Regions from separate parts of the Homo sapiens genome. Here regions 1, 3, 4, 5 and 6 are each linked to region 2. Evidence: chromatin contacts called from ENCODE Hi-C or POLR2A ChIA-PET data. All regions are on one chromosome and are shown on one strand. Each heading gives the region's core, a stretch centred on a gene start or an enhancer-like site at or near the end of the contact. The rest is flanking DNA. Distances are from core to core; before and after follow the strand shown. Region 1 holds the start of NEMF (nuclear export mediator factor). Region 2 holds the start of TXNDC16 (thioredoxin domain containing 16). Region 3 holds the start of DLGAP5 (DLG associated protein 5). Region 4 holds the start of DMAC2L (distal membrane arm assembly component 2 like). Region 5 holds the start of GCH1 (GTP cyclohydrolase 1). Region 6 holds the start of RPL36AL (ribosomal protein L36a like).

What was found. A loop is a pair of places that touch in the nucleus more often than their neighbours do. ChIA-PET counts read pairs that join two places held with the same protein, here RNA polymerase II (POLR2A). Pooled maps may share reads with other maps.
Region 1: a pooled map shows a loop between it and region 2 (7-fold over the local background). The contact joins the promoter of NEMF here to the promoter of TXNDC16 in region 2. A Hi-C loop is called at or near these places in 8 of 50 pooled maps.
Region 3: a loop to region 2 is called in a pooled map, with 13 times the contacts of the local background. The contact joins the promoter of DLGAP5 here to the promoter of TXNDC16 in region 2. A Hi-C loop is called at or near these places in 1 of 37 single-sample maps with no recorded cell type and 5 of 50 pooled maps. POLR2A ChIA-PET finds 5 or more read pairs at or near these places in 1 of 52 experiments (PC-3).
Region 4: a map of B cell shows a loop between it and region 2 (12-fold over the local background). The contact joins the promoter of DMAC2L here to the promoter of TXNDC16 in region 2. A Hi-C loop is called at or near these places in 5 of 168 maps with a recorded cell type or tissue (B cell, CD4-positive, alpha-beta memory T cell, CD8-positive, alpha-beta T cell and 2 more) and 14 of 50 pooled maps.
Region 5: a loop to region 2 is called in a map of CD8-positive, alpha-beta T cell, with 14 times the contacts of the local background. The contact joins the promoter of GCH1 here to the promoter of TXNDC16 in region 2. A Hi-C loop is called at or near these places in 1 of 168 maps with a recorded cell type or tissue (CD8-positive, alpha-beta T cell), 1 of 37 single-sample maps with no recorded cell type and 8 of 50 pooled maps.
Region 6: a map of CD4-positive, alpha-beta memory T cell shows a loop between it and region 2 (9-fold over the local background). The contact joins the promoter of RPL36AL here to the promoter of TXNDC16 in region 2. A Hi-C loop is called at or near these places in 2 of 168 maps with a recorded cell type or tissue (CD4-positive, alpha-beta T cell and CD4-positive, alpha-beta memory T cell) and 13 of 50 pooled maps. POLR2A ChIA-PET finds 5 or more read pairs at or near these places in 2 of 52 experiments (B cell and H1).

What each region holds. Positions count from the first base shown.
Region 1 is chr14:49,851,026-49,854,887 of GRCh38, reverse strand. It overlaps NEMF (nuclear export mediator factor), which reads left to right and starts at 2,100. Exons shown (of 33, transcript NM_004713.6): 1 at 2,100-2,193; 2 at 3,013-3,081; 3 at 3,223-3,325. The coding sequence starts at 2,135. It also overlaps RN7SL3. RefSeq lists a silencer at 991-1,050 and an enhancer at 1,854-2,093.
Region 2 is chr14:52,551,255-52,555,149 of GRCh38, reverse strand. TXNDC16 (thioredoxin domain containing 16) reads left to right here and starts at 2,645. Exons shown (of 21, transcript NM_020784.3): 1 at 2,645-2,834. GPR137C (G protein-coupled receptor 137C) reads right to left here and starts at 2,314. Exons shown (of 7, transcript NM_001099652.2): 1 at 1,559-2,314. The coding sequence starts at 2,002. RefSeq lists silencers at 1,845-2,044, 2,055-2,124.
Region 3 is chr14:55,189,597-55,193,573 of GRCh38, reverse strand. DLGAP5 (DLG associated protein 5) reads left to right here and starts at 1,989. Exons shown (of 19, transcript NM_014750.5): 1 at 1,989-2,111. LOC105370508 (a long non-coding RNA gene) reads right to left here and starts at 1,901. Exons shown (of 2, transcript XR_943888.3): 1 at 1,772-1,901. RefSeq lists enhancers at 1,693-2,245, 2,246-2,799.
Region 4 is chr14:50,309,717-50,313,709 of GRCh38, reverse strand. DMAC2L (distal membrane arm assembly component 2 like) reads right to left here and starts at 1,386. Exons shown (of 6, transcript NM_001382507.1): 1 at 1,321-1,386. L2HGDH (L-2-hydroxyglutarate dehydrogenase) reads left to right here and starts at 1,481. Exons shown (of 10, transcript NM_024884.3): 1 at 1,481-1,699. The coding sequence starts at 1,560. RefSeq lists silencers at 1,002-1,231, 1,292-1,421.
Region 5 is chr14:54,900,154-54,904,225 of GRCh38, reverse strand. It overlaps GCH1 (GTP cyclohydrolase 1), which reads left to right and starts at 1,400. Exons shown (of 6, transcript NM_000161.3): 1 at 1,400-1,905. The coding sequence starts at 1,563. RefSeq lists silencers at 1,046-1,685, 2,096-2,145, 2,156-2,215.
Region 6 is chr14:49,618,346-49,621,964 of GRCh38, reverse strand. It overlaps RPL36AL (ribosomal protein L36a like), which reads left to right and starts at 1,339. Exons shown (of 2, transcript NM_001001.5): 1 at 1,339-1,403; 2 at 2,825-3,435. The coding sequence starts at 2,861. The coding sequence ends at 3,181. It overlaps MGAT2 (alpha-1,6-mannosyl-glycoprotein 2-beta-N-acetylglucosaminyltransferase), which reads right to left and starts at 1,166. Exons shown (of 1, transcript NM_002408.4): 1 at 1-1,166. The coding sequence starts at 696. RefSeq lists silencers at 675-784, 1,085-1,294 and enhancers at 516-1,066, 1,455-1,564.

The DNA.
Region 1 (3,862 bases), core at 851-3,350, 2.7 Mb after region 2:
CCCTCCTCCCATTCTCCACCCTCTGATAAGCGCCAGTGTGTGCTGTTCCCCTCCATGGGTCCATGTGTTCTCATCATTCAGCTCCCATTTATAAGTGAGAACATACGGTATTTGGTTTTCTGTTCCCATGCAAATTTCAAGCATACAATACATTACTATGAACTATAATCAGCATGTTGTACATTAAGTCTCCATAACTTACTCTACTTACAACCGAAAGTTTGTGCATTTTGACCAGTATCTTCCCATTTCCCCTACATCCCAAGTCCTGGAAACCACATTTCTGCTGTCTGTTTCTATGAGAAACTTCTAGATTCCACGTATAAGTGAGATCATGCAGTATTTGTCTTTTTATGTCTGGCTTATTTCACTTAGCATAATGTCCTCCAGGTTCATCCATGTTGTTAAATCCATGCCAGTTGCAAACAGCAAGATTTATTTCTTTTTTGAAAGCTGAATAATATTCCACTGTATGTATGTATGTGTGTGTGTGTGTGTGTGTACATATATATTTGCACTCATTATCCGTTCATCCATTGATGAAAAGTAGATTATCCCTATATCTTGGCTATTGTGAATAATGCTGCAATGAACATGAACATATATCTTCAGGATAGTGATGTTGTTGCTAGATCACATGGTAATTCTATTCTTAATTTTGTGAGGAGCCTTTATACTGTTTTGCACAATGGCTCTACTAATTTACATTCCCATCAACAGCATACAAAAGTTCCCTGTTCTCCACCTTCTCCCCAATGCTTTCATATTTTGGGCCATTCTGTATGGTTTACTGTACCGTATGACAGTAATGCTGTGCAGTATGTGCTATAGCCATTTTTGCATCTACTGGTACCAGTTCTGAAATAGCAGCGGCGCCCTTTCTGTTTAGAGTCGCCTTCTGGTGGTAGGAATTCTGGTTGCTACCATGTGTAGCCTGCAAGCCTCTAGCAGCTCTTTTGCAGCGACGCCGAGCGCCGGGCGCGGTGGCGCGTGCCTGTAGTCCCAGCTACTCGGGAGGCTGAGGCTGGAGGATCCCTTGAGTTCAGGAGTTCTGGGCTGTAGTGCGCTATGCCGATCGGGTGTCCGCACTGAGTTCGGCATCAATATGGTGACCTCCCGGGAGCGGGGGACCACCAGGTTGCCTAAGGAGGGGTGAACCGGCCCAGGTCGGAAACGGAGCAGGTCAAAACTCCCGTGCTGATCAGTAGTGGGATTGCGCCTGTGAATAGCCACTGCACTCCAGCCTGGGCAACATAGTGAGACCCTGCCTCTTTTGAGTTCTCACCTTATAAAGTAGCCTTTCTTCCCATGCATCTATCCTAAGACAAAAGAAATGCAGAATTTACATTCTTACAGGACTATTTTCCTCACTACACTGTGAATCCCCCCTCCCACCCCACCCCCATTGGGAATCTTCTTGTTTTTATTTTTATCTTATTTCACCATTATCTAGCTAAACACTTGCACATTCATGCTGCCAAGTGTTTATGGAGCACCGATTGTACACCAGGTACTGCGGTGAGTCTCAGGGGTACCAAGACCGAGGTTCGATGAGAATCCTGTAATCAATTGCAGAATGCTCCTTCCGAGAGCAGGACCCATCAAAATAGGAACTCCGTTTTGAGAGTTCGCCTCGATCGTTGAGGATAATCTTAGAAGGACCGAAGCAGTTCCGTTTCGTTACATTTCAAAATCTTATGTCAAAGTAAGCGCGCAGAAAGGGGTCCTTGCTCTTCTACACTGAGCCCTACGGCCCCCCTGTGGGGAAATACTCCTGATAATCATCTCGAAAATTGTTTCGACCAGCAGGGGTCACTATGAAGGCTGACTTGAGCCCAAGACACAATGGGGCACGGTAACCAGACTGGTCCGTAAGGGTTCCAGGAAGGAATGCAGTTTCAAGAGAACAGTTTGAATCTTTATTCGAATTTGAATTTTGGTACAATGAAGAGAGTCAGCTGCAACTTGACAATCGAAATCTTCAGAAAAGCGACACAAATACGTTCGCCTCGAGGAATATTGGGTCTTCTGCGCGGCCGTAGAGCTCCGCCAAGTGCGCCTGCGCGGAGGAGAAGTGGCGTCGAGTCCGGCCGGGCAGTAGAGGAACTTGCGGTAGTGACCCTCGGGCCTCGCCATGAAGAGCCGCTTTAGCACCATTGACCTCCGCGCCGTACTCGCGGAGCTGAATGCTAGGTACAGTACCCTAAGTGACGAGGCTCGTGTGGGGAGTGCAGGAGGCAGAGGCCGGAGTCCCATGGCGCAAACAGACCAGCTTGATATGTTTCCTTATTTCCTAGTGCGTCTATGGACCTGCCTAGGCCTGAGTGGGCAGGCGTGTGGTGTCTTTCCCGTGACCCTTAGGATACCCCTGGGGGTCCCAGGCACCTCGTGCCCCATCCCCCGCGTCCTCCCAGCTCTCTGGCTTGCCCCGCTAGCGCGAAGCTCTTGCATTGTTGGCCTGGGTTGTCCGGGTTGGGCAGGAAACGTTTGTTAAAACACGAGACGCCAGAGTGGTCGTTTGCTTCAGAGGTTTCCAGACTGGGGGCTTGGTTTCTTGAACACCTCCCTCCCCTCACCCCAGAGAGAGAGAGAGCATCGCGGTTTTAGCTGGATTGAGCAGATTTGGACTGAGATCTGGATTCTAGTCTGGATTCTATTATTCAGCCCTGTGAGCTTTGTCATATTTTCGGGGCCCTCTTTTATCTTTTTTTTTTCTCCCTTGTAATAAATTAATTGGATTATATTTTACTGTATTTCTCCCCCAAAATTGGGTCATTTGGAAGACGCAAGCTATAGTGTGTTGTTCCTAGAGCTGATAGACCACTTCTGTTTTTAAATCGTTACTCTTAAGTTTTGAACTGAATCTCCAAATGGCTTTCAGACTCTGCTCCTCGGCTGACTCCATATCCTTAGAGACTGAGATCCGCTCTTTCGAAGCTTTTATTAAATTATGTGTAGTTTTATGTTTCAGACAATAGTGTAACATGTTACATGTTTCCTTTATCTTTGCAGCTTGCTAGGAATGAGAGTAAACAATGTTTATGATGTGGATAATAAGACATACCTTATTCGTCTTCAAAAGTAAGAACATTTTATAGGCTTATTTTCTCTTTGACAATTAAGTATGAGATTACTGATTTTTTTTAACCTACATTTTAAGCCTGTTTAGCAATTAGCTTTGGCATATACCCTAAAGAAAAATTCGACTTTTTTCTTCTACAGACCGGACTTTAAAGCTACACTTTTACTTGAATCTGGCATACGAATTCATACAACAGAATTTGAGTGGCCTAAGAATATGATGCCGTCTAGTTTTGCCATGAAGGTAAACTTGTTACGCTTGAAGCTAAATTTTAAGAGATTGCTCACTAACAATTAAGTTTTTAATTGGGGTTTCCTTCACTGTTACGAATAAAGTGCAGATAAAATGAAGGTAAAGGGAGTGGTTGACAGATAATGGGTTGAATAAAGTGAATATTTATTAATTGATTTCTCCCCATTACCTTTCACATCCTGTTCTGCTCCAGATCTTCTGTTTCCACAGTCACTATTAGAGTTCAAGCTTTTATCACATTCAGCCTTACAGTTCCTTAACTGTAATTCACTTCTCTGCATCAAAACAATTCTAAATTAGACCAACGTTAATTTTTTTGTTTTTGTTTGTTTGTTTTTTTGTTCGTTTTTGAGAAGGAGTCTCGCTCTGTCACCCAGGCTGGAGTGCAGTGGCACAGTCTTGGCTCACTGCAACCTCTGCCTCCCAGGTTCAAGTGATTCTCTTGCCTCAGCCTCCTCAGTAGCTGGGATTACAGGCGTGTGCCACCAGACCCGGCTAATTTCTCTATTTTTAGTAGAGATGGGGTTT
Region 2 (3,895 bases), core at 1,396-3,895:
CTGAACCTGGAGTAAAAGCTTCAGCGTTGAGAAGTCACTAACGCACTATCTGAAATGGTGGCAGGAAGATTACAATGTATCAGTTTAAGTATAAAGGGTAGAAGTGTTATAACAGCTTAAACGACAACTAGATTAGAACACCCTCAAATAAGTGACACGACTATGGCATCATTTGATTTGTGATAACCTATGCTTCTTATTTCCGCTTACTGGTTTGCGTTTTTGTCATTGTATTGTTTGGACTTTCAAAGGATGGAGAAGGAAAATAATAAAAGTTAAATTAGTTTTGTTGTTTTCAACTATTGTTTTTAGTGTGCTAAATAGCTGACATTATGACTGATTATAAAATTATGCATTCTACTTCCTATTAAAGGAGAAAAGAGTTGGTTTATGCAGGAAATATAAACACTTAATATACGTCATTTTTTTTTTTTTTACTTTTGCTTGGAACTACATTAATTCCATCACCTCCAAAAAAGCCTTTGAGAGGATTAGCTGCATAGGCCAATATTATTCTATATTAGTCTGTATTAAGCATATGATGTCACCTTGCTTCCTCCCCTCCTCAAGCTTTTCTTTTGGTGGGAAGGAGGACTTTTTTGGGGGAAAGTCTTAAAATATTATGGCTTAAATACCACAAGCTGACACACATGATTGACAACCTTACACTCCCAAACCTGTTTGAAATGGGTCAAATACCTAAGCGCTGCAGAACAATGCAATCCAACCAGCAATTCCCCATAAAAGAGAAAGGGGGTGTGATTAGGTTCCAGATATTAAGCAAGTTATTGCAAAAACAGTTTGGTGGTTTTGTTTCTGCAATAGGCACAGGTTAAGCTAGTATTTTTTTCTCTTAATTAGCTCCAAAAAAGACTATGCTAATAGGAGGTAGGATAAACCGCTAAAGCACGAAGCAACTGGGGCAAACATTAAGGGCTTTATGGAGGTCCTTATCCTGATCCTCAGCATTGGTTATTGATCATCAACCCTGCTGGGGAACTATCGAACGAAATTTATGTGAGGCTTATCGAGCCACAGGAAAGGAGATGCAGGAGGGAATATAAGCTTCTAATAAAAGAAACGCAGCAACAATAGCAGAGGAACAGCTCTGCCTGGTGACGTAATGGCTGGCAGCAGTCCAGCTTCAGCAGAGCTGCTGCTACCTCAGCATCCAACCTCCCTCAACACAGTCCGGCTTCGGCAGAGCCACCGGGGCTGCTACTTCTTGCGATGCCACTTTGTTGGTGCCACCAACGCCTTACCTCGGAGGGCCAGAACACCGAACAAAGGGTTCGTTCCGTTGCTGTTTTAAGTTGTCAGACACACACACTCACTCACTCACCCCCTAGCCCGAACCCCTCAGTAATCAAGCCAATCAGCCACTTAAGTTTAAGGCGAAAACACTGGCTCACACTCCAGGTGTGCCTCAGTTTCCCCAGGCTGGTTTCCAGTCCGCCTCTCGCTGCCCACCCCCCGCCCCCGCTGGTCCTCAGCGGGAGTTGATCCCGGCGGCCCCGCGCACCCGCCCGGGCCCCGCATGCCGGCCCTCCCGCCTTACCTCCGCCAGGTAGAGGTTGAGGAGACAGAGCGTGGAGAACTGGAGACAGGAGGGGAAGCAGTAGAGCAGCCAGTGGGGGAAGAAGTGCAGGTGAGCGGGCGGCCGGAGCAAGGGCAGGGAGCCGCTGAGCGAGAAGGCGGCGGAGAAGAGGGTGGTCCTGAGCGCTGCCCACAGGAGACAGAGGAAGAGGCAGAGGCTCTGGTAACTCAGCCGCCGCTCGCGGTACAGGAGCAGCCGCCACAGCTGCAGGTAGGCAAAGGCGAACAGCGCGGCGTAGAGCAGGGCGTGCAGGACGCTCAGCGCCAACTGCACGGAGCCCGGCACCGCGGCGCCTGAGGCTGCAGCGACGGCGCCTCCGCCTCCGCTGCCCCCGCCGGGCGTGGAGGGCTCGCGGCCGGCTGCGGGGGCGGCAGCGGCCGCCGGACCCGGCACGGACACCCTCATGAGGGGGCTGGGGGCCGGGCGAGCGAGCGCGGGAAGGAAGGGGCTGGACTCGGAGCCGCCGTCGAAGGGGAGAAGGACTGCCCCCTTACCCCCCACCCACCCCAGCCTCTAACCCCAGGAAGCGCCGTGACGGGACCCGGAGTCCAGCGCAAAGCAGCCGCGGCTCCCCCGGACCCCGCCTCCTCTTTCCCCCCACCCCCCGGGGGTCTCGGCTCCTCCTGCTGCGGCTCGGCTCCGTAGCTGCAAAAAACAACTCTCGGCTGGAGACAATCAGCTGAGAAACCCGAGCATTTGAGGCGCTCGCTCCGCACTGTGGGCTCGCGCCGATTGGCCCAGGCAGGCACGCCCCCTGAGCGCCGCGCTCGGAAGGCCACGGGCCGCAGGACCCGTCGCTCGAGGGCCCCGAGATCTGATTGGGCGCGTAATTTCCCTACTTTCTCCCGCCCCTGTACTTCCCACCCACGCTGCTGATTGGCCCTGCTACTGCACCGCCCGTTCGCGCCGGCGGGAGGACTCTGTAATCGTCTGTCACTCTCGCTCCGCCCACCACGTTTCCCATTGGTTAGAGAGTGCCTCGCGTAGGGAGCACGAGGAGAAGGAGGAGCTTCGCAGGTTGTTTTTTCCCAGGAGGCCGACTCCGCCGAGTCGGTGGCGGCTGCAGGCTGGGAGGGAGAAGTGCTACGCCTTTGCAGGTTGGCGAAGTGGTTCCAGGCTACCCGGCTAGTCTGGCACGGCCCCGTCTTCTGCCTCCTCCTCCGTCGCGTGGCGGCGGGAACTGTTGGCCGCGCGGCCTCGGGAACGGCCCAGGTCCCCGCCCGCAGGTCCCGGGCAGGTAGGTGACAGCGCTGGCCCTTCAGGCTGTGGGCTCTGCCTGCAGACCCGGGGATTCAGACGAAGCAGCTTTCTGTAGCCAGGGCTGCACTGCACAGCTCCGGAGTCTGACTTAAGACACCCGTCTCTGGGGCACCGAAGGGCCTCACCTGGAGCCTCCTGAGGGCATTTTGCTTTCTCTTTTCGCTGCATGAACGGCGGGAAACACCGGAGCCCTTTGTGGGTCGAGGGGATGGAAAGGGGCGACGGGGAGAATCGGAGCTCTTAAGTGAAAGACCCTTTCCTCCCAAGGCCAAGGGAAATGTCTCTTAAGGAAGAGTAGTAGTAGTATCAGATGGATGTTGAAGCGATCTGTGAGCAGGGGGAAGCTGGTTCTTTCAAACGTAGAATTTGGGAAGATGCTCTGGGCTTAAGTTTTGGGAAAAAGGCAGAAACAGACTTGTAAGTATGATGATTGCCTGGAGAGGAAGTAGAATATTCTGTACTGTTTAAATTCCACATGTATCGAAGCCTTGGACCTGTGTATGGTAGATGGTGGCGCTATTCCTGGGCCTGAGAGAGAAAATACATGCTGTGTTACTGCTGTGAAGAACCGAGGAATAATCAGATCGACTAACGTATATTGGGCCGGCACATAGTTGTTGACTTTTTTTTTTCCTATTTGGAAATAAGATTAGCAAGTAGTGCAAAATTAAAAGGAAATAATTTGTTTTCTTTAGAATACACAGCACATTACGAATTCAGTATCCTTGTGAAAGACATTGCTACGTTTATTGGAGCAACAAAGACCCAGCTTTTCTTACCTCACCATCCTTTGTCCTATGCTTTTTTTTTTTTTTTTCCTTTTTTTCATGCAGGGTCTCGCTCTGTCGCCCAGGCTGTAGTGACAGTTCACTACAAACCTCCACCTCCTGGGCACAAGCAGTCCTCCCACCTCAGCCTCCCAAGTAGCTGGGACTACAGGCACTGGAGCCACCATGCCCGGCTGATTTTTTTTTTTTTTTTGGTAGAGACGAGGTTTCACTATATTGTCCAGGCTGGCCTTTGTCATATGCTTTGCCC
Region 3 (3,977 bases), core at 740-3,239, 2.6 Mb before region 2:
ACTGTAACCTCAAACTCCTGGGCTCCAGTGATGTTCCCACTTCAGCCTCCCAAGTAGTGGGACTAGAGATGTGCGCCACCATGCCCAGCTAATATTGTATTATTATTATTATTATTATTTGGTAGAGATGGGGTCTTGCTATGTTGCCAGTGCTGGACTTGAACTCCTGGCCTCAACTGATTCTCCCATCTTGGCCTCCCAAAGTGCTGAAATTACAGGTATGAGCCACCATTCTCAGTCTCTTTTTTTTTTTTTTTTTTTTTGAGATGGAGTCTCACTCTGTCACCCAGGCCAGAGTGGAGTGGTGCGATCTCAGCTCACTGCAACCTCCACCTCCTGGATTCAAGCGATTCTCCTGCCTCAGCCTCCTGAGTAGCTGGGACTACAGGCGCGCACCACCACACCCGGCTAATTTTTGTATTTTTAGCAGAGACGGCATTTCACCATATTGGCCAGGGTGATCTTGATCTCTTGACCTCGTGATCCCCCCGCCTTGACCTCCCAAAGTGCTGGGATTACAAGCGCAAGCCACAGTGCCTGGCCAGAAGGGTGAACATTAGAGACTGACAACCCCACGTGCTGGAAAGCATGTGAAACAAGTGGAACTCTTATATGTGGCTGGTGGGAATTGTAAAATGGTACAACCACTTTGGAAAACTGCTTGGCAATTCCTTACAAAGTTAGACATGGGTGACGGCACCCGCCTATAGTCCCAGCTATTCAAGAGGCCAAGGCTGCAATGAGCTATGATTGTGCCACTGCTCTCTAGCCTGGGGGACGGAGAGACCCTGCTTCTAAAAAAAAAAAAAAATTTTAAGTTAAACATACCCAGAATGACCCAGAAATTCCACTCCTGTATTTCCTCAAGATAAATAAAATATGCCCACAAGGACTTGTACGAGAATGGTTATAGCAACTTTGCTCATCATCACCAAAAATTGAAAGCAATACAAATCCATCAACTGGTGAATGCATAAAGTATTCAATGGAATGCCTCTCAATAACAAACACTACTAACTTCTGGTTCACGCAGACCCAAAAGAGTACCTATCACCTTCATTTTTATAGTGCTAGAAATAAGAGGAGTGGTTGCTGATGTGGTGGGAGATGGACAGGAAAGAAACAGGCCACTCTTCTGAGTGATGGAAATGCTCTACGTCCTGATTGGGTGGTAGTTACACAGCTGTTTACATTTACCAAACTCATCAAATTGTCCACTGGGGGGGAAAAACTATTATTTTCACTGTATACGAAAACTTCGCCTCAACAAAAAATGAACTAAAAAAGAAAAAAAAGGGGAGGGGGGCTGGCGACGTTGAAAAGTAACGCTAAACTATGTAAGGATTTGATAATTGGGGTAAGCCTTTTCTTTAAAACGTCTAGTAAAGAAAACATTCCAAGAAGGTCTGCTAGATTCTGTGACTAAACAAGGACATTAAAAAGCCCTGAATCCAGCTTGGTCAACGTAGTGAGGCCCTGTCTCTACGGAATTTTTTTAAAGTTAGCCAGGCGTAGTGGTGCGCGCCTATAGTCCCAGCTACTCGGGAGGCTGAGGTGGGAGGATGGTTTGAACACAGCAGCTCAAGGCTGCAGTGAGCAGTGGTCGGTGCCCACTATACTCCAGCCTAAGGGACAGAGACCTTGTCTCAAAAAAAAGAAAAAAGAAAAAAAAAAAAAGCCTTGCGAGCTCTGGGGGAGATTTCCCGCAGCCCAGCTTTGCCAGGGACCCAGCCTCACCCCTCGGGCTCCACCGCCCACTCCCGCCCTTCACCTGACGTGAGCGCCCCGACTGCTCCACTCCTTCTCATCCCGCGTCGCGGTCCCGCCTATTTTCCCTCTCTCACCCATCTTTTGAACTGGCCCTTCACCTTTCAATCAATTCAAATATCGCACGGAGCAAACCAATCGCAAGCCTCGTTGAGTGGAAGGGGTGGGATCTTCCCCGGAAGTGTTGGTTAAAGCCCCTCCAATCAGCGGCTCGGTGCGGCAAGTTTGAATTTCGTGGAGGCTCGGGTTGTGAGGGTTCCTGCTTCGGAGTCGGCGGTGGTCGTCCAGACCGAGTGTTCTTTACTTTTTGTTTGGTTGAGGTTTCACGCTAGAAGGTGGCTCAGGTAGGTGGGTGCTGGAGAGCTGGACGGAGAACACTGGCCCGCTTCCGTTGAAGGTCTAGAAGGGTCTGAGGACCGGGGGCTGCGAGCGGGAGCAAGTCAGAGGCAGGCTCCTTTAGGACCGTGTTACCTGCCCTTCCCGAAGCTGATAATGCGAGCCTTTAGAAGAGTCCATATGTTTGCCCTGACCTCTGTAATAGTCAGCGTTTCACCACCGGGGCGTAATTGACCTTTGGGGTGAAACTGTTCTTCACTAGCTCCGACATTAAATTCCCGTAGCTCTTCCCAGGTCCCATGGCAACTAAAAACGCCCGGTTGAGAACCTCTAGTCAAGCAAGATTAACGCATTCTGGACTTTCAAGCTGGAGGAAACGCCACTCAGCCAAACAAAATTTAGGTGTGTGTGGAGCCAGGGCTGCCTTGCTTGGGATCCCAGCTTCACCACCTTTTAGATATGCTAATGTGAGCAGTTAATTGACCTCATCTGTATGAGAGCGATAATAGTTAACTACCTTTCAGGGTTATTCTGATAATTGTACCTTTAATGTTGTCCTCGCTCGCTCTTTCTCTTGCTGTGGATAGTGCTATCCTGTATTTAATACATAAGTCTTAATTTTTCTTCAATCTTTAGCGAATTAATATTGCAGGAGATAAATAGTAGAAGACAGTTCTTTATGAAAAGCACAGTCCATTGTCACTTTCCTTGGGTCTTAGAGGAGAATGTTATTAGCATGCAGGTCAGACAGATTCTCGTTTTTTATATTTTGTTGATTGCTTAGAATCATGTAACAATGTATTGCATTACTTGTGCCAATTTTTCTATTATCTGGAGTTTTCTAGTGGATTTAGTTAATTCTTGTTGAAGAATATACCATAGTGTGTCTATCACAGAGCCTCCCCCTTACCTTTTTTTGTTTTTGTTTTTTAACTGCCAAGACTTCTGAGAATCAGTATCCTTTCTCCAGTTTGGCTTGGTAGTTCTCTATACCAGCTACACAGGTGACCCCCTCAAACTTTCTAATTTTCTTTGTTCTCCCTAGTTGGATCTACTGACGTCGTCTTTATTGTCCTCTTTTGTTTTGCTTGAATACATTCTCAAAGATCTTTCCAAGAAAAAGGCATGTGCCAATTAAACTATATGATTTTGTGCGTGTGTGTGTGTGTGTGTGTGTGTGTATGGCTTTTCTTTTTTAAAATTTATAGAGACGGGGTCGTGTTATGTTGCCCAGGCTGGTCTCAAACTCCTGGGCTCAAGCAGTCCTGCCTCGACCTCCCAAAGTGGTAGGATTACAGGCCTAAGCCACCGTGCCGGCCTAAACTGTATGATTTCTTGTATGGATGAAAATAATGGAGCAAACTGATAGGGTTATTGTGAACTATATATTTGGTCTTGTTCTGTTTTCTGGCAAACAACTACTAAAATCCTTGGAGTCTTCAAAGTGGTACCTTTTTGTATGCTAATGATTGACTGATAGCTGGATGCCTCTAAATAGCTTCAGGATTGGGGCTGGTCACTAGACAGACCAAGGCAGGATTTCTCGAGAGTTGGCATTTTCAGCCCCACCTCACAACCTCTGGGGAGGGGAGAGGAGCTGAAGGTTGACTTGATCACCAGTGGTCAATGATTTAATCACTCATGCTTATGTAATGAAGCTGCCATAAAAACCAAAAAAAAACACCTGTGTTTGGAGAGCTTCTTAGGTGAATACATGAAGGTTCCTAAACAGTGGTGCTACCTGAGAGAGCATGGAAGCTCCTTGTTCCTTTCCACATACTTTGCCCTGTGCCTCTCTATCCAACTCTATCTGTATCCGGTTGCCTATTGATTATCCCTATATGACTAATAGGTACCTGGTGTGGGGTTTTTGT
Region 4 (3,993 bases), core at 137-2,636, 2.2 Mb after region 2:
AATGTCAATTACCTGGTTGTGATATGGTACTAGTTTTGCAAGATGCTACCACTGGGAAGACTGGGTAAAGGGTACACAGAATCTCTATTCTTACAATTGCATGGAAATCCACAATTACCTCACAAAGTTGAATAACCATCTCTTTTTTTCATCTGTGATGGAACAAGCAGGCAATATTCTACATTGTTTTAACAAATAAAGCAAACTATGTACCACTGTTCTGGTGGTAAAACCCTTTAACCATAATAAATGTCATCACGTAGCAAATGCTTCACTGTGCTAAACACCTGCTGACCTTATCTCGTGTAATCCGCTCAACGGCCCTAAGACTAGGGAGACACTGCTATCATTCCTAGTTCACTGAGGAGGGTCTGAGGCAAAGAGGTGAAGTGATTTCCTGGAGCTACCTGACCAAAGACTGGAACCAAGATTCTTAGAGGCACACGAAGTCCTTCTGGTAATAAATCTGTATAATTCTATTTGTTATGTTCAGCTGTCCTAACCCTAAAAATTAAAAACTGCCATCAAGCATACAGAATGAGTGTTAGCAACACCGGCACAGTGACAATTTTAAAGAGTTAGAAGGTCCTTTAGAGATTACACAGCCCATCGCCCTCATTTTTACATAAAGGGAATCAGGTGAAGTGACCTGCACAGGTGAGTCGCTGCTCAGAGACCGCACAGCACATTTAAAACTGTATCTCGGTTCAGTACTCAAGAAAAGGACACAGACTTATAAATGGTGGCAAAAACCGAGCTGTCTGGTTCTTCCGGTACCCAGTGCCGGGTCGAGTACAGAGCAGGCGCTCCATATTTACAAGACGAATCAATGACTGAATGAATAGCACCGCCAGGAGCCCCATAAAAGAAGTCCAGAAGACTGCGGGCTGTCAGTCTTCGCTGTGACAAAGAGCCTCCGTGAGGAGCGAGGATTAGGGCCGGACAGGGAGCGCCCTTCTAGTGGACGCTCGACTGGGCTGGGGCCGGGATGGAGACGGTGGGTGCCCAGGCCCTCCGTCTACCGCGGGCCGCGTGCGGGGCCGAGCGAGGACCCGGCTGGAGCTGGAGCGGGGGCGGGGCGGGGGCGGGGCCGAGGGCGAGCCGGAAGAAAGAAGCCGCAGGGCCCGCCCAAACAAGAATTTTCACCGTAATCCCGCCCAGAGTTTCTCCCACGGCCCCATGTCCGCATGGCGGTGAAGGTCGAAGACGCGCGACCCAAAGGGCCAGGTTTTCAGTCAGCCCAGCGTTGGCGACGGGCGAGGGCAGAACACAACCACCACCCTAGTCCCGCCCGGCTCGGGGCCTAGCTTCTCTACTCACAGCGTCGGAGGGAGGGAGGGAGGGAGCGAGCCAGCGTCCCCGCGTCTGCGGCACCCTGGCCGGCCCTTCGCCCTCCGACGCGCGCGCCTATTGGCCACCGCAGCCTCTCCCACATGGGGCGAAGGCGCGCCACTTCATTGGCCCCCGCGTGAGGGGCGGGGCTAAAGAGCGCGGGTCCTCGGCCGTGGAGGGTCAAGTGGCTTCTTCTGAGCGCTGAGGGAGGGGAGCGTGCGTAGGGGATGGTGCCAGCGCTGCGTTATTTGGTTGGTGCCTGCGGACGGGCCCGCGGGCTTTTCGCCGGTGGCTCCCCTGGGGCGTGCGGGTTCGCGTCTGGGAGGCCAAGACCGCTGTGTGGAGGTAGCCGCAGCGCCAGCACCAGGTGAGTGGCCGCTGGTCCTCCCCGCCGCCTGCGCTGCTGCCCCTCGCGGAGGCACCTGGTGGTGGACCTGTGCCCCTGTTCGTATTTCCCTGTCCCGGGGTGAGAGCAGGTTGGGGTCCTGTGGCACTCCAACCTCGGATCCCAGGAGCTACCAACCTGCAGGTTCATTCGTTGTATTTACGGGCCGGAGGAAAGGCAGTGTATAGAGTAGAGGTCGGGAGTAGCTCTGGCTTTGAACAACCCGTCCACTTTCTGTTGAACTCTGGGCTAGTTACTTAACCTCCTTAAAGGCTCAGTTGTGAATTGGACCTTAGTCTCTCCTGTAGGTGGTCATTTGAAGGATAAAAGGACCTAGCACACAGTATAAGCAATCAAATATGCTCTTTATAAGCTGGAGTCTTTGGCGTTGCTTGGAAGATCTGAATACAGTCTTAAATCAGTTCCTGGCACACCCCGCATAGTGTTGCCCCCGTCGGAGGCAGCTCTTATGCTAATGAAAGCCCGCAGAATTCAGTGTCCTGTGATTTATAGTTTGGACGTCACATTCGAAACCATTGTCTTTCTCTGTCCTCTGTAGAAGAAACAGTTTGTGTGAAGGCTGTAAGGCTTGGAGAGGTTTTGGCTATTTTGACGACTAGAAGGTGGGCCATATGAGTGTGACTGAAGTTTAGTGGAAGACATATGGTGTGGAATGACCCAGAAGGACTACATCACAGCAAGGTTTTTAGTTTATTTTAACCACACGTTGACTTTTATTCTAAGAGCCACGGGAAGCTATTTAAAAGGGTTTTAAGAAGAGGCTACGCTTTAGGAGGCCGAGGCGGGCGGATCGCCTGAGGTCAGAAGTTGGAGACCAGCCTAACCAACATGGTGAAACCCCGTCTCTACTAAAAATACAAAAAAATTAGCCTGGCGTGGTGGTGGGCGCCTGTAATCCCAACTACTCCGGAGCCTTAGGAGAATCGCTTGAACCTGGGAGGCGGAGATTGCAGTAAGCTGAGATCGCACCATTGCACTCCAGCCTGGGCGACAGAGCAAGACTCTGTCTCGCAAAAAAAAAAAAAAAAAAAAAAAGAAAAGAAAAGAAAAAAAGAAGAGGCTAATAATTAAATGTTGATGTTCTAAAAGTTGACTCTGGCTGCTGCGTGTTGGTGGATAGGGGGAGTAGAGTGGGATACCAGTAATAGCGATTGTGATTTGTTATGGGGCATGTGGACAGTTCTTTTGGGAAGCTTTTCTTAAGGAAAGAAAAGTAGGGCTAGTGAAAGTTTTGTTTATACTTAAAATGTTTTTTTAAAAAATTTTTGGAGTCAGGGTCTCACTGTGTTGCCAAGGCTGGAGTGCAGTGGCACAATCATAGCTCACTGCAGCCTCCACCCTCCTGGGCTCAAGCGATCCTCCCTCCTCAGCCCCCCTCCCCAATGCTTCCTGTCCTCCAGGAGCTGGGACCACAGGCAGCTAATTATTTTCCTATTTTTTTGTAGAGACGTTGCCCAGGGTGGTCTCGAACCCCTGGCCTCAAGTGAACCTCCCTCTTCAGCCACCCAAAGTGCTGAGATTACAGGTGTGAGCCACCGTGCCTGGCCTATACTTTTATTTTGAAGTAATTATAGATCCATTGGAAATTGCAAAAATAGTACAGGCCAAGCGTGGTGACTCAGGCCTGTAATCCCAGTGCTTTGGGAGGCTGAGGCAGGAGGATCACTTGAGCCCAGAAGTTTGAGACCAGCCTGGGCAAAATATAAGATCCCTTCTCTACAAAATAAAAAATAAAAATAAATAAACAGTACAAAGAGATCCCATGTACCCTTCACCCCATTTACCCCAATGAAAACATCTTATATAACTATAGTACAATATCAAAACTAGGAAATTGATATTGGCAAAATCCACGGACATTGTTCAGCTTTCATCAGTTTTACATATATTCGTGTGTGTGTGTGTGTTTAGTTCTATGCAGTTTAATCATATGTATTAATTTGTGTAACTACCACCTCAATTAAGATATGAAAATGTGGCCAGGCATGCTGGCTCATGCCTATAATCTCAGCACTTTGGGAGGCCGAGGTGGGAGGATAGGTTGAGCCTCAGAGTTGGAGACCAGCCTGGGCAACAAAGGGAGACGGCAAAACCCCTGCTCTACAAAAAAATTAAAAAATAATTAGCCAGGTGTGGTGGCTTGCTCCTGTAGTCCCAGCCACTTGTGGGGCTGAGGCAGGAGGATCGCTTGAGCCCAGGAGGTTGAAGGTGTGGTGACCTGTGATTACACCGCCGCGCTGAAGCCTGGACAACAG
Region 5 (4,072 bases), core at 151-2,650, 2.4 Mb before region 2:
TAATGACCAAGCTACATTGTTAGCATAGAATAATTCCACAGGCTTCCCTATTGGTTTGTTTGATCCTAAGCCTATTAATACCTGCTTCTATGTCAGAAAATCTACATTAGGCCAGGCATGGTGGCTCACACCTGTAATCCCAGCACTTTGGGAGGCCGAGGCAGGTGGATCACCTGAGGTCAGGAGTTCGAGACCAGCCTGGCCAACATGGCAAAACCCCACCTCTCCTAAAAATACAAAAATTTAGCCGGGCATGGTGGCAGGTGCCTGTAATCCCAGCTACTCAGGAGGCTGAGGCAGGAGAATCGTTTGAACCCAGGAGGCGGAGGATGAAGTGAGCCTCAAAAAAAAAAAAAGAAAAAAAATATTATTTTGATACATGTTTTAAAGCTCACCTTCGGCATTATGAGATAATCCCTCAAGTGAGGAAAAAGGTCCATTTATTAATCTCAAAGAAAACAGTTACAGCAGATGTCACTGGTTAAGAGTTCAGTTGGTGAATAGCATTTCACAATTTGTACCAACATCTGGGGAAAGACGCTTTGCATGGAACTGTAAAACAATTGAGCACCAAATCTGCACAACTGCGTTTCTAGAAAATGCGATGGGTTTTATAGAGATGAGGTCTTGCTATGTTTTCCAGGCTGGTCTCGAACTCTTGGCCTCAAGCGATCCTCCCGCCTCGGTCTCCCCAAGCGCCGGGAGTACAGGCGTGAGCCACCGACGGAAATGGATTTTAAGTGAAAGTCCTATCTTCGTTTGCAAATCAATTTTTCCAGGATCAAAGTTCTAGCAACCATAAATCCTATCCTTCTAGACATAGGGACCCACATAAGGGCCACTTGATGTGACACTTGCCCCGACAGCGGTGCCACCTGGCCCCTAGGTGGCAGGTGCGTTTTTAACTAAACCCAAGAGTCTGAAGTCACATTATTCTCTTGCCTTGAAAGCTTAAGAGTTGGTTCCTAATCGGTGGCTTAACTCGGTCTCTCTCCAGGCAAGGCCACCTGTTTGCTGATCTTTCACAGGGCGAGGGGACCGGAGCCCTTCAATGCAGCGCCCTCTTGGCCTGAAGAGGGGGCGACTGGGCGCCCAGACCGCGTCTTTCTCACTGAGATCCCAGCTCCTGGACGACTGCCTCTTTTCGGGTTCGGCTCATTCCGCAATAAGTGGAGGGGTCCCGCCTGATCCTAGGGGCCGGCGCCCTTTTCCTTCCCTCCCTGCGCTTGCGAACCCCTCCGGGCGTCTCCGGAGCCGCGACCCCTGCTGGGGACCCCGGGGGCGGGAGGCCGAGGGGCGCGGCGAGGGCCGTGACGCGAGGCGGGGCCGGCCAATGGGAGCGCTCCGCGGCGCAGGCTGAGCCGCCGGGCCATAAAAAGGAGGCGCGGCCGGGCTTTCCAGCCTGTGGCCGCTCCCGGCTCGGAGTGTGATCTAAGCAGGTTGCGTACCTTCCTCAGGTGACTCCGGCCACAGCCCATTGTCCGCGGCCACCGGCGGAGTTTAGCCGCAGACCTCGAAGCGCCCCGGGGTCCTTCCCGAACGGCAGCGGCTGCGGCGGGTCCATGGAGAAGGGCCCTGTGCGGGCACCGGCGGAGAAGCCGCGGGGCGCCAGGTGCAGCAATGGGTTCCCCGAGCGGGATCCGCCGCGGCCCGGGCCCAGCAGGCCGGCGGAGAAGCCCCCGCGGCCCGAGGCCAAGAGCGCGCAGCCCGCGGACGGCTGGAAGGGCGAGCGGCCCCGCAGCGAGGAGGATAACGAGCTGAACCTCCCTAACCTGGCAGCCGCCTACTCGTCCATCCTGAGCTCGCTGGGCGAGAACCCCCAGCGGCAAGGGCTGCTCAAGACGCCCTGGAGGGCGGCCTCGGCCATGCAGTTCTTCACCAAGGGCTACCAGGAGACCATCTCAGGTCAGTGCGCCCGCGGGCTGCTAGAGCGTGCGGGCGGCGGGGGCGGTGCTTGCAGGAAACGCGCGCCGGCTCCAGGAAGTTTCCGGAGTTGCCTCACTTTTGGCGCAGGAAGCCGGGCGCTGTCACCTCCGAACCCGCCCTAGCCTGCCGCCCTGCCGAGGCCCTGCGTGGGGCACAGTCGGGGCTTCCTGGGTGGCAGCGACCTCTCAGCCCCGGAACTCGCTGCAGCCGCCTTCCAGGGGCCCTTCCCGCTCCCAGCGCGCAGCCCTCCTAGAACGCCCCGGGTGGGCGTGGACGGGAGCCCGGAGCCCTCTCGCCTGAGCGCCCAGCGCGGGATTCTCGGGGTACCTGCGGTTCCAAACTTGCCCACGATAAGGATCACCTGGGCACTTGCTGCGGCGACGGCTTCCTGGGTAGTTCCTTATTGAGATCCCATTGTCAGGGTGTGTATCTGGATTGAAGCCTCGGCGCGATCCTTCCCCGAAACCTCGGGGACCTGCATTCCCACTGATTTGCCAGGGGATCGGAGTCTTAGAGTTGTGCTTTTTTTTTTGTCCACCTCAAGTTTACTCCAGTTCAGGACATTTACAAAATTCGGCACAATTTTGGGCACGGGCTTCCCCGGAGTTTGAGGTGTGAGGTTGATTGGGTGAGTTTGCTGCTGAAATCTGTTTCCTCCCCCCACCCCCAACCCCGCAAAAAGCAGTAAAGCTACTCCGGGATTCGGAGGGCTCCGTGGGTTCCAGGACTCAGTCTCATCCCCGCACCCTCCCACCCTAAAATAAAGCCGGGTTGACCCGGTGCTGTTAGCGTCTGAGGCGTGTCGGCTTTTCACCCAGAGGGTGGGGATGCAATCAGTGTGGGTAGGATGCAAGATGGGGTGATGGAGAGTGGAAAATGGGGACTTTGCTGCCTGTTGGCCAGAGAAGCAGTATTGGTCTGTGTTTAAAAAAATAAAGCTTCTGGCTTCTACAGCTGGGACCAAAGACATTATTTTCCAGTCTACACCTTCCGTGTGTCTTGGTGACATTTATTTATTTGCCCTAAGAAGCATTCTACCGTTCACTGTTTTTTGAAAGAAAAACAGTGCGCTGGAAAGGCAATCTCCCTGCCCCAGTTATTTCTCTGAAGGAGTGTAGAGCGATTCCACCAAATAGACCCTGGGAAAAAGAAAGTTATTTTTTGCCCAGTCTTCCACACCCCAAAGGAAGGGTGGGAAATCAGAATGTGAAAGAGACGGGGCCCCAAAAGGAAATGATGCTACACTCTAAAACCGGCAGTGACTTCTAGTTCTGTTTCCAAATTCACTTTTTTTTACCCCTCAATTGCAAAAGTTTGGAATCTCAGAAGAGATTTCAAAATACAAAGACTGAAAAATAAACTTTCAGTTTTCTGTGGGATCAGCTCTTTGGAGGTCTAGGGCTTTAAATTTGTGTGTGTGTGTGTGTGTGTGTGTGTGTGTGTGTGTGTGTGTGAGATATTTCACAATGTAATGAAATGTCTTCTTAAGGCCTTACTCATTTTGCCCCTTGCAGACACAGAAAGTGGTTTACTTCACAGCATCGGCCAGGCTTTGGGAATCCTCCCTTAAAGAGAATTCATAGGACAGTGTTCTGTAATCTAGCATGGATCTAATTACCCAAAGAGAGAGGAATTTCTGACCCTGAGACAGGTCACAGAATTATCTAAAGTGACTCACAGATTTACTTGAGAAATGGTTAGCTGAAATATCTCATGAGCGAAGATTCATTTAAAGAGGATTAATAACTGCAAAGAACACATCATTCCACATTAGAAAACTGTTCTGGTTGGCCGAGCTCGGTGCTCACGCCTGTAATCCCAGCACTTTGGGAGGCCGAGGTGGGCGGATCACCTGAGGTCAGGAGTTCAAGACCAGCCCGGTCAACATGGCGAAACCCCGTCTCTACTAAAGATACAAAAAAATTAGCCGGGTGTGATGGCGGGCGCCTGTAGTCCCAGCTACTCGGGAGGCTGAGGCAGGAGAATCACTTGAACCCAGGAGGAGGAGGTTGCAGTGAGCCGAGATTGCACCACTGCACTCCAGCCTGGACGACAGAGGGAGACTCTGTCTCCAGAAAAAACAAAAAAAACAAAAAAACTGTTCTGGTCAAGTTTTACTATTTAAAAAGTCCATGGGCCGGGCGCG
Region 6 (3,619 bases), core at 90-2,589, 2.9 Mb after region 2:
ATGTTTGGTCTGGGAGAATTTGGCCTCTCTATAATGGCCGAAGGAGTCGGGATACTCAGCATTGATGCACCCCAATTTCAAAGCGGCATTCTTCGGCAGGTCTCTGGGACAATCTCTAGGGTCACTACCTGGAAACTCGTTAGGGTACAACTGAATGCTGAAAGGAAAGAACACCTGCAGAACCGGACAGAAATTCACCCCGGCGATCAGCTGATTGATCTCGGTCGACCAGAAGTCATGGCTAAAGATGACGAGGACGTTGTCAATTCCCTGGGCTTTTCGAAGTGAGTCCAGCAGCAGTCTGAGGTATTCGGGCCGGTTATGCACCTGGACCACCAGCACCAGCTCCCGGGGGGCCCAGGTGCCAGCCTTATCTACATTCCTCAGGGTCTGATCAAAGTTCAGCTGGTACACCAGGGACCGGTACCGCAGCGTCAGGTTGTCCGCCTCGGGCTGGGGGACCGCCGGGACCAGGGAAGCCGCCGACACGTTGGAGACCCTGCGGATGCCCACAGCCACAGAGGGGTGGTCCCCACCGCGGCCGCCGGCACCCCGCGCGGGTTCGGCGTCCAGCAACGGTGGGGCGAGGGCCTCGTTCTTCCTTTGTCGCCCATTGCTGCTCCAGAGGACGAAGCCGCAGGCGGCCACCACGAGCGTCAGGATTAGCACCTTCCGTTTGTAGATGCGGAACCTCATGGTCTCCAGGGCCGGGAGCGCAGGCGGGCGGGCGCGGAAAGGAGCAGCTGCTTCTGCACGGAAGGGGCGGGCGGGCGGCGGCCGTCGCCTTGGCCTGTCACGGTCGGAACTGGCCCCCGCGGCTGCCCTCGCTAACTCATCCCGGGCCCCGGGGGTCCTGGGGCCCGAGACCTCTCATTTACCCCGCGCCGCCTGCGCTCCACACATCCTCGCCTGGCAGCTACAGCTCGAGCATCGGCGCCGCCGCTAGGAGCCGCGGCTCGGCTTCGTCTCCGTCCTCTCCATTCAGCACCACGGGTCCCGGAAAAAGCTCAGCCGCGGTCCCAACCGCACCCTAGCTTCGTTACCTGCGCCTCCAGCGGCCCTGCGTCCTCTGCGCTCTCATCCTTACAGGGGCCCTAGACGGCCAGAACTGAGCGACGCGGCCTCGCCTCACTCCGGCGGGGACCGTTATGACAACCCGCAACTGCCCCGCGGCACACCGCGGCCCTCCGGCCCACACCCCTCCGGCCCGCCCCTTAGACCGTTGGTTGGTGCTTTCCAGACGCGACCGAAGGCGCCTGACCGCCGTGGCCGGCTGCCTATTGGTTTGCAGTACTGTCGCTCAGGTGCAGTTCCCACTTCCGCCTGTTTCTTCCCTTTCCTGTTAGGCGAGAGCTGCGAAAGGCGAGAGCTGCGAAGGGCCAGGTGTCGGGCGCTGTTTCTCGGTAAGCTAAGAACGAGGCTGTAGCGGCTCCAATAGGAGCCTCCCTTGCTCAGAATCCTGGGTAGGACTAGGCCTTCTTAGGAAAGGGAAGGCGAGACCTATGGCCCTCGCCGGCCTTAGTTCGAGAGCAGGCTTCTCCCTTCAGGAAAAAGGTCTCAGGCATGGCGGCTATAGAATCGCGGGGCGCGCCGGCTTGATAAGGACACGTCAGCCCTCGAGGCTGCTGACGGGTGACTGTGCTTCGGAGGGGAAAAGTGATACTACGCTGATGTGGTTCTCGTAGAAGGAACGGGGCGGGTCGTAACCGTAGCTACAACGTCGCGCGCTGCCCCAGCCATTCTCTAGAGCTGGAAAATGGAGGAGGTGGGTGGGGGGAAGGGGGTCAAAGAAACTCTGGTCCTTAACTTCCTTTTCGGAAGAAAATTAGATGAACCGCACTTTTCTTTTGGAGCAGTCACAATAAATTAAACTCATTTCGTACGGAAAACGGACTGTATTGGGCCTCCTAAAGCTGCTGCTGTCGGTTTTCGTGAGTCTTGTTCTATATGAGAAAAGAAGAATGGCTCGGAGCATTGTTAATTATTTGAGATGTGCAAAATTTGCCGGGCCCAGAGAGACAGCAGTATGGGACTTCAGACACCTCCCCACTTAATGCCTGGCATTTTATTCCTGACTAGCTGCTTCACCCATTATGTCCGCGTTCCTGGAATTTGTCATGAAAAGAATGATGTATAGCCAATCAATCGCTTGTGTTATTTTAATGTAAATTCTTGGTAGACAATTTAGGAACTGCCATTTTTTCCTCTAAAAACCCACTTGCAACTGCTGCTACTCAGGGCATTTTGAATCTGTGCTCTGGGTTGCAATCCTCAAACTTGCCCCAAATAAACATTCTACTTATATGAATTGTGCCTCAGTTCTTTTTTTTTTTTGAGACGTAATTCCGCTGTTGTTGCCCAGGCTGGAGTGCAATGGTGCGATCTCGGCTCACGGCAACCTCCGCCCCTCCCCACCCCGCCCAAGCGATTCTCCTTACAGGTATGCACCACCACCACGCCAGGCTAATTTTGTATTTTTAGTAGAGACGGGGTTTCTCCATGTTGGTCAGGCTGGTCTCGAACTCCGGACCTCAGGTGATCCGCCCTTCTCGGCCTCCCAAAGTGCTGGGATTACAAGCATGAGCCACCGTGCTCGGCCTTGCCTCAGTTCTTTAGGTCGACAAATTAGTCCTCCAGTAATTTAAACGAAGTGTTTCAAAAAGGTATGTACTTGTATGTGCGTTTATTCATATGGAAAAAGAGTACGTGGTGGATTTATATATTACTCATTTATGTGTACGGTTTTCCTGTATATACTTGTATAGCACTTTCACTTTTCGGAATGTTTAACGTCTGCTATCTTATTTTAAATATTTTACTACAGTTTTCATCATATAGACAAAACAGCCCTGCTGCAAAGATGGTCAACGTACCTAAAACCCGAAGAACCTTCTGTAAGAAGTGTGGCAAGCATCAGCCTCACAAAGTGACACAGTATAAGAAGGGCAAGGATTCTTTGTATGCCCAGGGAAGGAGGCGCTATGATCGGAAGCAGAGTGGCTATGGTGGGCAGACAAAGCCAATTTTCCGGAAGAAGGCTAAGACCACAAAGAAGATTGTGCTAAGGCTGGAATGTGTTGAGCCTAACTGCAGATCCAAGAGGATGCTGGCCATTAAGAGATGCAAGCATTTTGAACTGGGAGGAGATAAGAAGAGAAAGGGCCAAGTGATCCAGTTCTAAACTTTGGGATATTTTTCTTCAATTTTGAAGAGAAAATGGTGAAGCCATAGAAAAGTTACCCGAGGGAAAATAAATACAGTGATATTCTTACGCAAACTTTTTGTGGTTTTTACTTATAAATAGAATTCCATGTTTAGTGTAGTCCCACCTCAAACTTTACTAACAAGTTTATATATGTATGAAGGGAAAATACTACTTTACTACTTTTTGTTTTCTGGTCAATTTCAAATGTTGAATGAATTCATAAACATTGAGCAGCTTAGAAGGATCTTTAAGATTTTGCAAGAGAAGGAACAAGATAACGCTAGGCTTGTGTATAGCAGGCTGGGTTGGGCAAAGGATGGAAGTTGGGGGATAGTAAGAGCTGACCAAATATTCTGTCTAGTAGGGGCCGCTAGCCAGGTAATGTGTTTCCTGTTACACTAGTCAGATTTAGTA